Regions from separate parts of the Homo sapiens genome. Here all the other regions are linked to region 3. The links are chromatin contacts, found by Hi-C or POLR2A ChIA-PET in ENCODE. All regions are on one chromosome and are shown on one strand. Each heading gives the region's core, a stretch centred on a gene start or an enhancer-like site at or near the end of the contact. The rest is flanking DNA. Distances are from core to core; before and after follow the strand shown.

Region 1 (4,632 bases), core at 155-2,654, 2.3 Mb after region 3:
CAGGGCCCTTGTTAGTTTCATCACATCCATTACCTTTCCTTGATCACTTGTACCATCATCTGTAATTTATTTTTATGTTTAATACGGGTGTGGGATTTCTGATTTTTTTTTTTGCTAGACTGGAAGCTCTCAGAGGGCAGGAACCATTTGTTTCCCTGCCACAGAGATGTTCAATAAATATTGTCAATTGAATGTGCAAATAATCTCACTTAACCACAGCTATGAGGGATGCTATTTTATCCCCATTTTAGAGATGACTAAACTGAGGCTTAGAACAATTAACCCAAGGTCACAGTGAATTAGTGGATCCATGTGTCTGCCTCCACACAGCCTGTGTGTTCTTAATTATTGATCACTAAGCAACAGCTGCCTCTCACAAACTGGCAGGAAACTTCAACTTTTCCCTTTTATCAATATATTGTGAACGCCTTTTCTTGCTAATAAATATACATTTGTGTGCGTAATTTTTAATGATCCCATGGTATTCCATCGTGTGGATGTAATTTACATATTCATTTCCTTATTCTCACTTCTTCCTAGTTACAGCACTTCTTTAAGCACTTGTAATTTTTATTCCTTTGGATAAATTCCTAGAAGTTTACAACACGACCAGCTGCAAGATGGGGCAGTGAGGTGCTTGAAGGAGTGGGTGGGCTGCACTTCAGAATCCCGGTGGAACTTTTTCAAAAAACTCGTGCCCGGGGCCCCCCTCTCAGGAGGCCGTCGGTGGGCCTGGGCACTGGCGTGGTTTTCAGGTCCTCAGTGGTTCCGAGGTGCCAGAGATTGAGGACCACTGGAGTAAGCGCGAGGTCACGGCGGGTGCAAAGCAGAAGACGTAAAATCCTGACCGCCCTGGGACAATCTGCAACCTTGTCAAGCCTCCGTGCCCGCCTTTGTAAGGAGGCTGGGAGAAGCGGGACTTGGATGACCCGGACTCCCGTCCCGAGCGCTGGGGTCCAGGTTTGACTCCGCTGGCTTTCTCAGGCGGGCAGGGCGGGGGTAGGCAGCTGGGAAGATGACGTAATGTGCTCCCAGCCAGGCCTGGAGGCGGCCAGCGGTCGCAGGTGGAGGGTGGCCTGTTAACCCTTCACTCCCAGGCCAGTGGACGGACTTGCGTGTGGCGCAGATCCAACGGAGAAGGCAGCGGCTCCTTTAAACAAGGCGGAGAAGGTTAAGATGATGACCGGACGGCTACTCCAGGCATTCGCTCCGAGGCCGCGGGGGGAGGGACCTCACTATGCAAATCTGAGCTGCTGATCGATGACGCGCCATCACCCCACGCACCGCTTCGCTCGCCCATTGGCTGAGATGAGCCTGGTCCCATTGACAACAAACAGGGGGGCGCGCGGCCTGGAGGCGGGGCCGCAGGGGGCGCGGGCTGGGGCGGGGGAATCCCGCCCCGCCCTTTCTGTGCGGCGCCCGGGCGCAACGCAAACATGGCGGCGGGTGGCACCCGTCGGTGAGGCGGTGCCGGGCGGGGGTTGTCGGGTGTCATGGGCGGTGGCGACGGCACCGCCCCCGCGTCTCCCTGAGCGGGACGGCAGGGGGGGCTTCTGCGCTGAGCCGGGCGATGGACGACAGCGGCGAGCTGGGTGGTCTGGAGACCATGGAGACCCTCACGGAGCTGGGCGACGAGCTGACCCTGGGAGACATCGACGGTGAGTGGTGGGTGGGTGGGAGTGCGGGGGCCGCGCGGGGAGGAAGGGGTTACGGCGGCGCGCCCGGGTGCGCGTGCGCCCACCCCCCGACAGCCCCGGTTCGCGCGGGAAGAACCCCGTGCGCACGGTGCCCCCGGCGGTCCTCAACCCTTCCGGCGCTGCGAGCGTGAGCCCGACCCAGCTGCGCCGCTCCGGGAGGCCGTGGGATCTGGGGCGCCGCGGGGCCGAAAGCGGCGCGAGGGTCGCGGGTTCCAGAGCGCGGGGCTAGGGACGTCGCGGGGGCGTCTCAGGGAGCGGCCTAAGGAGAGCGCGTGGCCGCCGCCTCCCTCGCGCGCCCACACGCGGTTTCCGTGGTCCGCTCTCCCGCCGCCCGCGACCGCGCGTCGCACCTGTCACTCCCTTCCTGGCCGCGGGGACGTCTTTGGGATTCCCGGGGCCCAGCCCCCAGTCTCCGCGCCCCGAATCCCTGGGCTTCTCAGGATTGACCGACGGCCAGGTCGCCGGGTGCTCCGCGAAACTTTGGGCAGCGACTGCAGAAGCAAGTTGCTGATGAAGAGAGCAGTGGCGGCGGAGTGTGGACACATCTCTCCGGGATGGAGACCCGGGCGCTCCTGCTGTCACGCTGCAAGGGGAATTGAGCAGAAGAAATTTTGAGTTGTGGCCCCTCGGGTACGGGCTGGGGAGCGGGTGGCCTTTGTTCCAGCGCCTTAACAGCGGAGTGGAAGAGCTGGTAGGAGCCCAGGGATCCACTCTTAAAATACTAATTTTGCGACCACGGGAACAACGATTTGGAGAGGGTCAGCGGCTTGCTCAAGGTCACCCAGCTGGTTAGAGCCTAGTTCTTGCAGTTCCTTGGCCAGTATTGGTTTTTTTATACCCCTCCTTTCAAGAAAGAGTCCAGTTGACTAGGCTAGTAATCTTATTAACTGGATAGTTGCACTCTTATGTTTAGGCCCCAAAATGCTTTGTATTATTTCACTTCTTCCTCACAACAATCCTGTGAGATACTCTTATTACCTCTATTTTAATACGGTAATTAAAGAAGCCGAGGCCAGGAGATGTTGACTTATCTAAGGCCACTCACCTTAGAGAGCTTAGGCAGAAACACAGGTGCATTGTACTTTTCAGTTTTCAGAATGCTTTCATGTCCAGGATCTCACTACAGCCTTGCAGGCATGTATGATGGCTACATCCCCGTTGTGCAGATGAAGAAGCAGAAGCAGCAGAAGATTCTCTTTTGGGGGAAGAGATAAATGCAGCAGCTAATTGAAAAGGATCTGTTTGCCATTTTCCCATTTTGCTTTTGTAATATTTCTCCCCTTGGTTTGTCCTTGATTTCCATTTTGGTCATGTGGGCAGTGTGATAAGACCCTTAATTGAAGCCCCAGTTCTAACCACAGACTCTTTGCTAAGTGCTTCTAAATACAGAAATGGGTTAACAAATGGGGGATGGGGTAGGTGGGGGTTGGGAACATAGCAAGGGCAGCTAACATGTTTTGAGAACTTCTGTGCCAGACGGTGTTAAACAGTTATACACGTTAATGTTCTCAATCTTCCTAACAACCCTGTCAGGTAGAGAGAACTGTTATACTTGTCATCTCCCTCTCACTGATCCTGAAAGTGAGGCCCAGGGTGGTTCATTAATTTACTGAAGATTACACAGCCAGTAGAAAGTACTGTATGTCTATAGCTGCCTACCTGCAAGGGCACAGAAAGAAATTCATGTGCATTTTGCATTCCTATTCCATGATCAATTCCTATTTGTCTTATTTTGTTTATCTGATTTTTAAATTTAAATTTTTATTTATTTAGTTATTTTTTGAGACAGGGTCTCATTCTGTCACCCAGGCTGGAATGCAGTGGCACAATCATAGCACAAACTCTTAGGCTCAAATGATCCTCCTGCCTTGGCCTCCCAAAGTGCTAGGATTACAGGTGTGAGCCACCTAAATTTTTTTTTTTTTTTTTTGAGATGGAGTTTCGCTATTGTTGCCCAGGCTGGAGTGCAATGGCGCGATCTCGGCTCACCGCAACCTCCACCTCCCGAGTTCAGGCGATTCTCCTGTCTCAGCCTCCCGAGTAGCTGGGATTACAGGCATGCGCCACCACGCCCGGCTAATTTTGTATTTTTAGTAGAGACAGGGTTTCTCCATGTTGGTCGGGCTGGTCTCCAACTCCCAACCTCAGGTGATCCGCCCACCTTGGCCTCCTAAAGTGCTGAGATTACAGGCATGAGCCACTGTACCTGGCCGAGCCACCGTGCCTGGCCGAGCCACCTAATTTTTTTTAGAGACAGTGTCTGGCTGTTGCCCAGGCTGGAGTGCAGTGGCACAATCATAGCTCACTGCAGCCTTGAACTCTTGGGCTTAAGCAATCCTCCCAGCTCAGCTTCCCGAGTAGTTAGGACTAAGGCATGTGCCACCACACCTAGCTAATTTATATATATATGGTAGAGCCAGTCTCACTGTGTTGCCCAGGCTAGTCTTCAACTTCCAGGCACATGCAGTCCTCCTGTCTTGGCCTCCCAAAGTGCTGGGATTACTGGCATGAGCCACTGTACCCGACCCTGTCTTAATTTGTAATGAGTTTAAATTACCTAGTGGTTAATACTGTCTTTATCCCCACAGATTTCTGAATAAAATGGAAACTACCACCCTCTGGAAACTACCACAGTGGTTCAGTGGCTTCATAGGTCCATTAGGTTTGATCCCAGTGGAAGAAGATTCCATTTCTCTGTCCTTCCAGAAGACCTGGTTTATAACAGTGCATAAGGCTTTTTCTCAAAATAGTTATATACCGCACAAGGAAGAGGTGTGGCTGTTGTGTCACAGGAGACCTAGGGGCCAGGTTTGGGAAAAGTGGTTCCATGTCTTCAGTTGATCAACAAGTATTCAAGTGCTGGCTGTGGTTTCTGAGCTGTAAGGAATCGTGAAAGATAGCATAGAATTTTATGGCTTCATGGAGCTTGAGATGA
Region 2 (4,337 bases), core at 1,617-4,116, 2.1 Mb after region 3:
AAAAAAAAAATTGGCCATGCGCGGTGGCTCACGCCTGTAATCCCAGCACTTTGGGAGGCCGAGGCGGGTGGATCACAAGGTCAGGGGATTGAGACCATCCTGGCTAACATGGTGAAACCCTGTCTCTACTAAAAAATACAAAAAAATTAGCCGGGCGTGGTGGCACGCGCCTGTAGTCCCAGCTACTCGGGAGGGCTGAGGCAGGAGAATGGCGTGAACTTGGGAGGCAGAGCTTGCAGTGAGCTGAGATCACGCCACTGCACTCCAGCCTGGGCGACAGAGCGAGACTCCGTCTCAAAAAAAAAAAGAAAAAAAAATTAGCTGGGCGTGGTGGCAAGCGCCTGTAATCCCAGCTACTCAGGAGGCTGAGGCAGGAGAATCCCTTGAACCCGGGAGGTGGAGGTTGCAGTGAACCGAGATCATGCCATCGCACTCCAGCCTGGGGGACAAGAATGAGATTTCATCTCCAAAAAAAAAAAAAAAAAAAGATATTAGCCAGGCATGGTGGCACTTGCCTGTAGTCCCAGCTACCAGCTACTCCAGAAGCTGAGGCGGGAGAATCACTTGAGCCCAGGAGTTCGAGGCTGCAGTGAGCTGTGATAGCGCCACTGCACTCCAGACTGAGTGACAGAGTGAGACCCCGGTCTCTAACAACAACAACAACAAAATAGCATCACAATCAAGTTGATTTTTGAGGAGCCAAAGAACAATAACAAAAATAGCCTCACAAAACAATGCTTAATATTTGCTCTGGGCAAATAGATCCAGATAAAGGCCTGGAGGGAAGCCACACCACAGTAACCACATTAACTTGGGGAGCCGGCCAGGCTCCCCAAGTGCGGTCAGAGTGGACTTTACCCTTCTCTGTTACGTTTCCATTCTTTACCAGGAGAGTGTGCTCATGAAAATGTGTACGATTAAAAATTAACTTTCAAAAGGCACTAAGCACAGAGGCTGGCCCGTAGACAAATTAATAGGCTGTTCTTATTCAGGTTGTTATGTTTGTGGAGCAAAAGGTCAGAGGGAGGAGTCAGAACTGTGCCTAGGCCCTGCCACTTTTGTTCCAGTTCTTTTATTCATTTATTTGTTTGTTTGAGACGGAGTTTCACTCTTGTTGCCCAGGCTGGAGTGCAATGGCACAATCTTGGCTCACTGCAACCTCCACCTCCTGGGTTCAATCGATTCTCCTGCCTCTGCCTCCCCAGTAGCTGGGACTACAGGCACACGACACCACGCCCATCTACTTTTTGTTTTGTTTTGTTTTGAGACTGAGTCTCCCTCTGTCGCCCAGGCTGTAGTGCAATGGCACATTCTCGGCTCACTGCAACTTCTGCCTCTCGGGTTCAAGTGATTCTCCTGCCTCAGCCTCCCGACTAGCTAGGATTACAGGTGCATGCCACCACGCCTGGCTAATTTTTTGTATTTTTAGTAGAGATAGGGTTTCACGATATTGGTCAGGCTGGTCTTAAACTCCTGACATCGTGATCTGTCTGCCTCGGCCTCCCAAAGTGCTGGGATTACAGGCGTGAGCCACTGAACCCAGCCTAATTTTTGTATTTTTAGTAGAGACGGGGTTTCACCATGTTAGCCAGACTGATCTAGAATTCCTGACCTCAGGTGATCTGCCCACCATGGCCTCCCAAAGTGCTGGGATTACAGGCGTGACCCACAAGCAAATGGCCCACCTTTGCTCCAGTCCTGCTATCTTCCTCCCGGATCCACCCCTGCAGGAAGGCCTCCAGGGCCCAAGCCAGGGCAACTTCACCACAGAGGATGGGGAGGGGCATTCGGGACCTAAGAGAGGAGGCTAAGACCTGGGTTCCCATCAGCCACTGCCCAGTAAAGCCCATCCCACTGCTCCCCCACGCTAGGAGACCTGTTGGTTGGTCCTTGAGGCCCCCAGACTGGAGGGTGGGTTACCCACAGGGAGGGCATGAATGAAGCCTGCTTACTGATGCATCCAGCTGGTGAGGGGGCTTTTGGGGACTCACTCACAATGAGACCCAATGGGAGAAAAACTGAGCAGAGGTAAGAGGCTCAACACAGCGAGAGTCTTTAGAAGAAAACTAGACTCTTACCCTCACTATTCCTCAGTGTCCTCACAGCAAACAGGCTAGGCCTGGAGCCTCTCACATCCGGGTGGGTAGAGCTCATAAACGAATTTGAAAAGAAGCCCTCTCTGCTCCACGACTGGGGGTGGAAGGTAAAGTGGGTGATGGGGCTTCAGAAACTAGACCCAGTCCCAGGCCTGCAAAGGTCGGGGTGGGAAGACTCCGAGACGCCCTGTCTCCCACCAGATGATGACTGACGCTTGGCTGTGTGCTTGTGTGCCTGGAACCCCGGTTCAGAAGCCAGCTCCGACCACTGGTGTGTCGTAGGGCTGAACTAGGGTGGGATCCCCAGCTCAGGAGGCGGGGGCGTCCGTGAGCCAGGCCTTAGCGGCGTGTGACAGCCTCCGGGGAGGGAGGGAGCTAGGCCCCTGCTCGCAGCCTCCTCCCTCCAGTACTGGATCCAACCCCAGCACTCCCAAGCAGAACACAGGCAAGGACGCTGCGGGGTCAGTGACGTGAGGGCCAGGTCCCCTCACTCCCGGTGGGTGGCCCCGGATGTCAGGGGGCCGGGTACCGCCGCATCCCACACTCGGTCCCCGGGTGTCCACGGTCACGCTGCTGCAGACCCCACACTCAGCCTCGGGGGTGTCCGCGTGACACTCCCGGTGGGAGCTTCCAATCTTCAGGGTCCTACCTGGCGAGCCGGCGTGAGGGTCCCGTCCACGTCAAACAGGCAGAGGACGCGCTCCTTCCTGCGGGCTGCCTGGGCGGTGACTGCCATGGCTGCAGGTCCGCGCGCGGGGCGGAGTCCCGAAGATGCAACGGCAGAAGCAGCTCAGGGATAAGTGCTGACGGGGCGGGGCATTAGGGGGCGGGGGCCAGTGGACTGCCTGATTGGCCAAATGAAGAAGGGGCGTGGTCTAGGCGGGCGGAAGCGGGGGCGGGGCCTGAGCTGATTCTCATTGCTCGTGGAGGAGGGGAGCGCGGCATAGGGCGGAGCGGAGCCCTCCAGGTTCGATTGGATTGCTCCAAACAAGGCGGAGGAGGGGCCTGAGCCTGGGACCCGCAGGAAGTGAGAGGGTGAACCCGGAAGACAGGGGCGGGGCCAGAATTGGCGGGTTGATAGTGATTGCAACAGGCCGATTAAGGGGCTGGGTCGGGCGGGGCCTCTACCATGCAGTGCAGTGTCTAGTGGGCCAGGCGGGACTAAGAGAGCCGAGGTCGCTCCCCATCCACTCTCACAAGGTTTGTGGCCATCTCTTTGCCTTACAAATTTTGAGCTGTAGGAAATCTCCTGAGCCGGGCGCGGTGGTTCACGCCTGTAATCCCAGCAGTTTGGGACGTCGAGGCGGGCGGATCACCGGAGGTCGGGAGTTCGAGACCAGCCTGACCAACATGGAGAAACCTCGTCTCTACTAAAAATACAAAATTAGCCAGGCGTGGTGGCGCATGCCTGTAATCTCAGCTACTCAGGAGGCTGAGGCAGGAGAATCGCTTGATTCCAAAGAAGCCAGAGGTTGCGGTGAGCCGAGATCGCGCCATTGCACTCCAGCCTCAAAAAAAAAAAAAAAAAAAAAAAAGGAAAGAAAAGAAAAGAAAAGAAATCTCCTGAAGGCCTTTGTTCAGGCTTTGGACTTTGCCAAATTGCCTTCCCCGAGCCTTATTCCTTCTGTCCACACATAAGACCCAGCTCTCAGGGTCTACCTGCTTGGAGACCTTCCCAGATTCTTCTTTTTTTTTTTTTTTTTTGAGACAGAGTCTCGCTCTGCCCAGGCTGGAGTGCAGTGGCGGGATCTCTGCCCACTGCAACCTCCACCTCCCAGGTTCAAGCGGTTCTCATGCCTCAGCCTCCCGAGTAGCTGGGACTGCAGGCGTGTGCCACCATGCCCACCTAATTTTTGTATTTTTACTTACTTTTATGTTTATTTTATTTTATTTTTGACACAGGGCGATTTATTTATTTATTTATTTATTTTTTGAGACTGGGTCTCACTCTGTTACTCAGGTTGGAGTGCAGTGGCATGATCTCGGCTCACTGCAACCTCCGCCTCCCAGGTTCAAGTGATTCTCCTGCCTCAGCCTCCTGAGTAGCTGAAACTACAGAAGTGCGCCACCACGCCCGGCTAATTTTTTTTTTTTTTCTGAGACGGAGTTTTGCTCTTGTTGCCCAGGCTGGAGTGCAATGGCACGATTTCAGCTCACCACAACCTCTGCCTCCCGAGTAGCTGGGATTATTTTGTACCCACTACCACGCTCGGCTAATTTTTTATTTTTAGTAGTAATTTT
Region 3 (4,419 bases), core at 1,171-3,670:
TGTGTGTGTCGTATAGAACATTTTCCTGTGGGAGTGGTACTGGGTCTCCATTTTCAGCTAGGGGAACCTTTGAAGTGTTTGAGCTAGGTCTCTATAAAAGAATGGATGGGACAGGCTGCCATGGGAGTCATTCTTTTATGACCTTTTCAGTGTCAAAATTGGGGCAGTGTTACTTTAATACTCAACCATTTGCACAGTCATCTGTCAGGAGGTACTGTCTATAGCAAAAGGAGAACACGTCCTGTGGGTCCCTAGTTCTGCCTTTGGAAGACATGGCTAATGGCTCAGGTATTCTTACTGCCTTTGCATGGAAAGGCTAGAAAACTCCTGTATTTTTTTTTTTTTTAAAGACAGGGTCTTGCTCTGTTGCCCAGGCTGAGTTGCAGTGTTGTGATCACAGCTCACTGCAGCTTGGAATTCCTGGGCTCAAGCAATCCTCCCACCTCGGCTTGAGTAGGTGGGGCTACAGGCTGGAGCCACTGCTCCTGGCGCCAACTTCTGTATATCTCAACACTCACGATTCCCCAAGGAGAAAGAAAAAACATACTTTTATTCCAGCATCCAGTATGCCTTGTGTATACCAGTTTTAAAGTTGTTGGTTTCATCTCATTAAATAATAATGAAGAGTCCTCTGAGGCAGCAGGAGGATGTGATGGAGAGTGGCAGAAGTCAGGGTCAGGAGACCTGAGTTCTATGAACAGTGGCAGCAACAGCAACCATTATTGGGCGCTTACATGTACCAGGCAGGCACTGTGCTAAGTGCTTTACATGTATGATCTCACTTCATGAGGCAAGGATACTCATCAGTAGTCTCATTTTACAAATGAGGAAACTGAGGCTCAGAGAGTATAAGTCATTTAGCCAAAATGTCCCAGCCAGGATTCTTTTGGATGCGCTCCCCAAAATCTGTCTTCTAACTCCTACCCCATACTCCCTCCACTGGGAGCCTTGTGACTTTGAGCAAGAAGCTTCATCCCATTGGGCCTCGGTTTACCATTGGAAAGGATTTGTGGGCGAGGTTGAATGAGCGCAGCAGATGGCCTGTGGTTATTTAGAGCAGTGCTTCCCTGGTTGTTTGATATCACAGCGCTCATACTTGTGTGGCCCAGTGAAATGGAGGCGGAAACTCAAAGTTTCCACCTTCACAGGGCCTGACTGGAAGGGGCTGAAGGATGATGGGGAGGTTTCTTGTATTCTTAAAACAGACTACCCCTTCCCAACGCACAACCCCCAGTAAGTGGCCGTGGGTTCCCAAGCGCCTCTCCTCCCTGGGCCATGGGCGTGACTGCTGAAAAGCGGGTTAGGCCGGGGAGTTCAGAATCCGGAGTGAATCCGAACTACCCCAGGGAGACGGCAGCGAAGAAAATCTTGTTCTTAGGAGAACGCAATCTTCGGACACCAGAAGTTCCTCTATGATGCTATTCTGTGGCAGCCTTGCACTTGAGCCGGATGAAAATTGTAAAAACCCAGGTTGGGCGACAGGACGGCGCGTCTTCCCGGCTCCTTTCCAGAGTTTAGGAGGAGCCATGCAGACTCAGCCGGCCTTTGGGGGTAGGTGGACAGGCCCGGCGCGCCCTCTCGAGGCCCCTTCAACCTCCCGGGGGCAGCAGCGCCGTGTCGGCTATGAATGGGGCCTCTGGAAAACTCAGGCTTGGAACAGGTAACCCCCCGGTTTCCGCAGGCCACAAATCACCACCCGCAACCGAAGGACGCGCAGGCTGGGAGCGGCGGCGGGGCCACCAGTGCGGACCTCCACTGAGGGCGGCGGGATCCGACCGCAAGGGCTGGTCCCTGAGGCCACTAAGGGGTGCGCTGGGCTAAGGCCGCCTGGGGGCAGGAGCCAGCGCGATCGTGGCGGGCCAGCAGGCGGGGCTGGCTGAGGACTAGCAGCGACCCGAGACCCCAACCCTTCCCACGCGGACCCCGGGATCCCTCTCCCAGCAGCCGCCCATCTAGGGCCCTGAGCCAATAAGAGCTCGAGATATATATGATTCACCGGGCCTGGGCCAATCACCTTGACGCGCGCTCTTCGCCAGCACCTCGCGCGATAACCTGGCGTCCTCGGCCTTCACAATAAAAACTCTTCGCCGGAAAACGACCTTTCCCCGCCCACTGCGCTGACACCGGAAGCGAGGCGTGTCTGGGAGATCACTCCGCGCTCCGGCGGCGAAGGAAAGAACGGACTCTGATCATAGAAGCCTAGTAAAGTAGTACACCTCTCTCCTTTCGTGAGGCCATAAGAACAAACTCCTTTTCTCGTCACAGCTACGCCCTGGGCATAAACGGTTGGGGCGTCAAAGGGAGGGAGGGAAGGGAGCGGGCGGGAGGAGACGGTCACGTGGTCGCGGCGGAAGGATGCGTCTGTGCTGCGTCCCCATAGAGACGAAGTCTATAAAGGGCCGGCGGGCGGCCACGGCAGCCATTTCTACTTTGCCCGCCCACAGATGTAGTTTTCTCTGCGCGTGTGCGTTTTCCCTCCTCCCCGCCCTCAGGGTCCACGGCCACCATGGCGTATTAGGGGCAGCAGTGCCTGCGGCAGCATTGGCCTTTGCAGCGGCGGCAGCAGCACCAGGCTCTGCAGCGGCAACCCCCAGCGGCTTAAGCCATGGCGTGAGTACCGGGGCGGGTCGTCCAGCTGTGCTCCTGGGGCCGGCGCGGGTTTTGGATTGGTGGGGTGCGGCCTGGGGCCAGGGCGGTGCCGCCAAGGGGGAAGCGATTTAACGAGCGCCCGGGACGCGTGGTCTTTGCTTGGGTGTCCCCGAGACGCTCGCGTGCCTGGGATCGGGAAAGCGTAGTCGGGTGCCCGGACTGCTTCCCCAGGAGCCCTACAGCCCTCGGACCCCGAGCCCCGCAAGGGTCCCAGGGGTCTTGGCTGTTGCCCCACGAAACGTGGCAGGAACCAAGATGGCGGCGGCAGGGCGGCGGCGCGGGCGTGAGTCAAGGGCGGGCGGTGGGCGGGGCGCGGCCGCCCTGGCCGTATTTGGACGTGGGGACGGAGCGCTTTCCTCTTGGCGGCCGGTGGAAGAATCCCCTGGTCTCCGTGAGCGTCCATTTTGTGGAACCTGAGTTGCAAGCAGGGAGGGGCAAATACAACTGCCCTGTTCCCGATTCTCTAGATGGCCGATCTAGAGAAGTCCCGCCTCATAAGTGGAAGGATGAAATTCTCAGAACAGCTAACCTCTAATGGGAGTTGGCTTCTGATTCTCATTCAGGCTTCTCACGGCATTCAGCAGCAGCGTTGCTGTAACCGACAAAGACACCTTCGAATTAAGCACATTCCTCGATTCCAGCAAAGCACCGCAACATGACCGAAATGAGCTTCCTGAGCAGCGAGGTGTTGGTGGGGGACTTGATGTCCCCCTTCGACCAGTCGGGTTTGGGGGCTGAAGAAAGCCTAGGTCTCTTAGATGATTACCTGGAGGTGGCCAAGCACTTCAAACCTCATGGGTTCTCCAGCGACAAGGCTAAGGCGGGCTCCTCCGAATGGCTGGCTGTGGATGGGTTGGTCAGTCCCTCCAACAACAGCAAGGGTGAGTGGGCCACCACCACATCGTCCTGGTGGGATCTAGGGTTAGGGGCCTCCTACCTTTGTATCTGACTCACTTGGCCCCATCACTCAAATGTTTTGCAGAGGATGCCTTCTCCGGGACAGATTGGATGTTGGAGAAAATGGATTTGAAGGAGTTCGACTTGGATGCCCTGTTGGGTATAGATGACCTGGAAACCATGCCAGATGACCTTCTGACCACGTTGGATGACACTTGTGATCTCTTTGCCCCCCTAGTCCAGGAGACTAATAAGCAGCCCCCCCAGACGGTGAACCCAATTGGCCATCTCCCAGAAAGTTTAACAAAACCCGACCAGGTTGCCCCCTTCACCTTCTTACAACCTCTTCCCCTTTCCCCAGGGGTCCTGTCCTCCACTCCAGATCATTCCTTTAGTTTAGAGCTGGGCAGTGAAGTGGATATCACTGAAGGAGATAGGAAGCCAGACTACACTGCTTACGTTGCCATGATCCCTCAGTGCATAAAGGAGGAAGACACCCCTTCAGATAATGATAGTGGCATCTGTATGAGCCCAGAGTCCTATCTGGGGTCTCCTCAGCACAGCCCCTCTACCAGGGGCTCTCCAAATAGGAGCCTCCCATCTCCAGGTGTTCTCTGTGGGTCTGCCCGTCCCAAACCTTACGATCCTCCTGGAGAGAAGATGGTAGCAGCAAAAGTAAAGGGTGAGAAACTGGATAAGAAGCTGAAAAAAATGGAGCAAAACAAGACAGCAGCCACTAGGTACCGCCAGAAGAAGAGGGCGGAGCAGGAGGCTCTTACTGGTGAGTGCAAAGAGCTGGAAAAGAAGAACGAGGCTCTAAAAGAGAGGGCGGATTCCCTGGCCAAGGAGATCCAGTACCTGAAAGATTTGATA

What was found. Hi-C counts contacts between places; a loop is a spot of excess contacts on that map. ChIA-PET counts read pairs that join two places held with the same protein, here RNA polymerase II (POLR2A). Pooled maps may share reads with other maps.
Region 1: a loop to region 3 is called in a pooled map, with 8 times the contacts of the local background. The contact joins the promoter of SREBF2 here to the promoter of ATF4 in region 3. A Hi-C loop is called at or near these places in 5 of 50 pooled maps. POLR2A ChIA-PET finds 5 or more read pairs at or near these places in 2 of 52 experiments (B cell and PC-9).
Region 2: a pooled map shows a loop between it and region 3 (6-fold over the local background). The contact joins the promoter of PMM1 here to the promoter of ATF4 in region 3. A Hi-C loop is called at or near these places in 4 of 50 pooled maps. POLR2A ChIA-PET finds 5 or more read pairs at or near these places in 2 of 52 experiments (GM10248 and activated CD8-positive, alpha-beta memory T cell).

The regions. Positions count from the first base shown.
Region 1 is chr22:41,831,701-41,836,332 of GRCh38, forward strand. SREBF2 (sterol regulatory element binding transcription factor 2) reads left to right here and starts at 1,405. Exons shown (of 19, transcript NM_004599.4): 1 at 1,405-1,658. The coding sequence starts at 1,571. It overlaps CCDC134 (coiled-coil domain containing 134), which reads left to right. Exons shown (of 7, transcript NM_024821.5): 7 at 1-464. It overlaps SREBF2-AS1 (SREBF2 antisense RNA 1), which reads right to left and starts at 2,965. Exons shown (of 2, transcript NR_157279.2): 1 at 2,743-2,965; 2 at 1-2,280. RefSeq lists enhancers at 759-1,268, 874-1,530, 3,321-3,822, 3,823-4,322 and silencers at 1,309-1,648, 1,709-2,098.
Region 2 is chr22:41,586,974-41,591,310 of GRCh38, forward strand. PMM1 (phosphomannomutase 1) reads right to left here and starts at 2,867. Exons shown (of 8, transcript NM_002676.3): 1 at 2,746-2,867. The coding sequence starts at 2,832. RefSeq lists an enhancer at 1,992-2,671 and a silencer at 3,066-3,215.
Region 3 is chr22:39,518,142-39,522,560 of GRCh38, forward strand. ATF4 (activating transcription factor 4) reads left to right here and starts at 2,421. Exons shown (of 3, transcript NM_182810.3): 1 at 2,421-2,610; 2 at 3,213-3,530; 3 at 3,632-4,419. The coding sequence starts at 3,305. RefSeq lists a silencer at 1,759-1,958 and enhancers at 2,339-2,488, 2,849-2,898.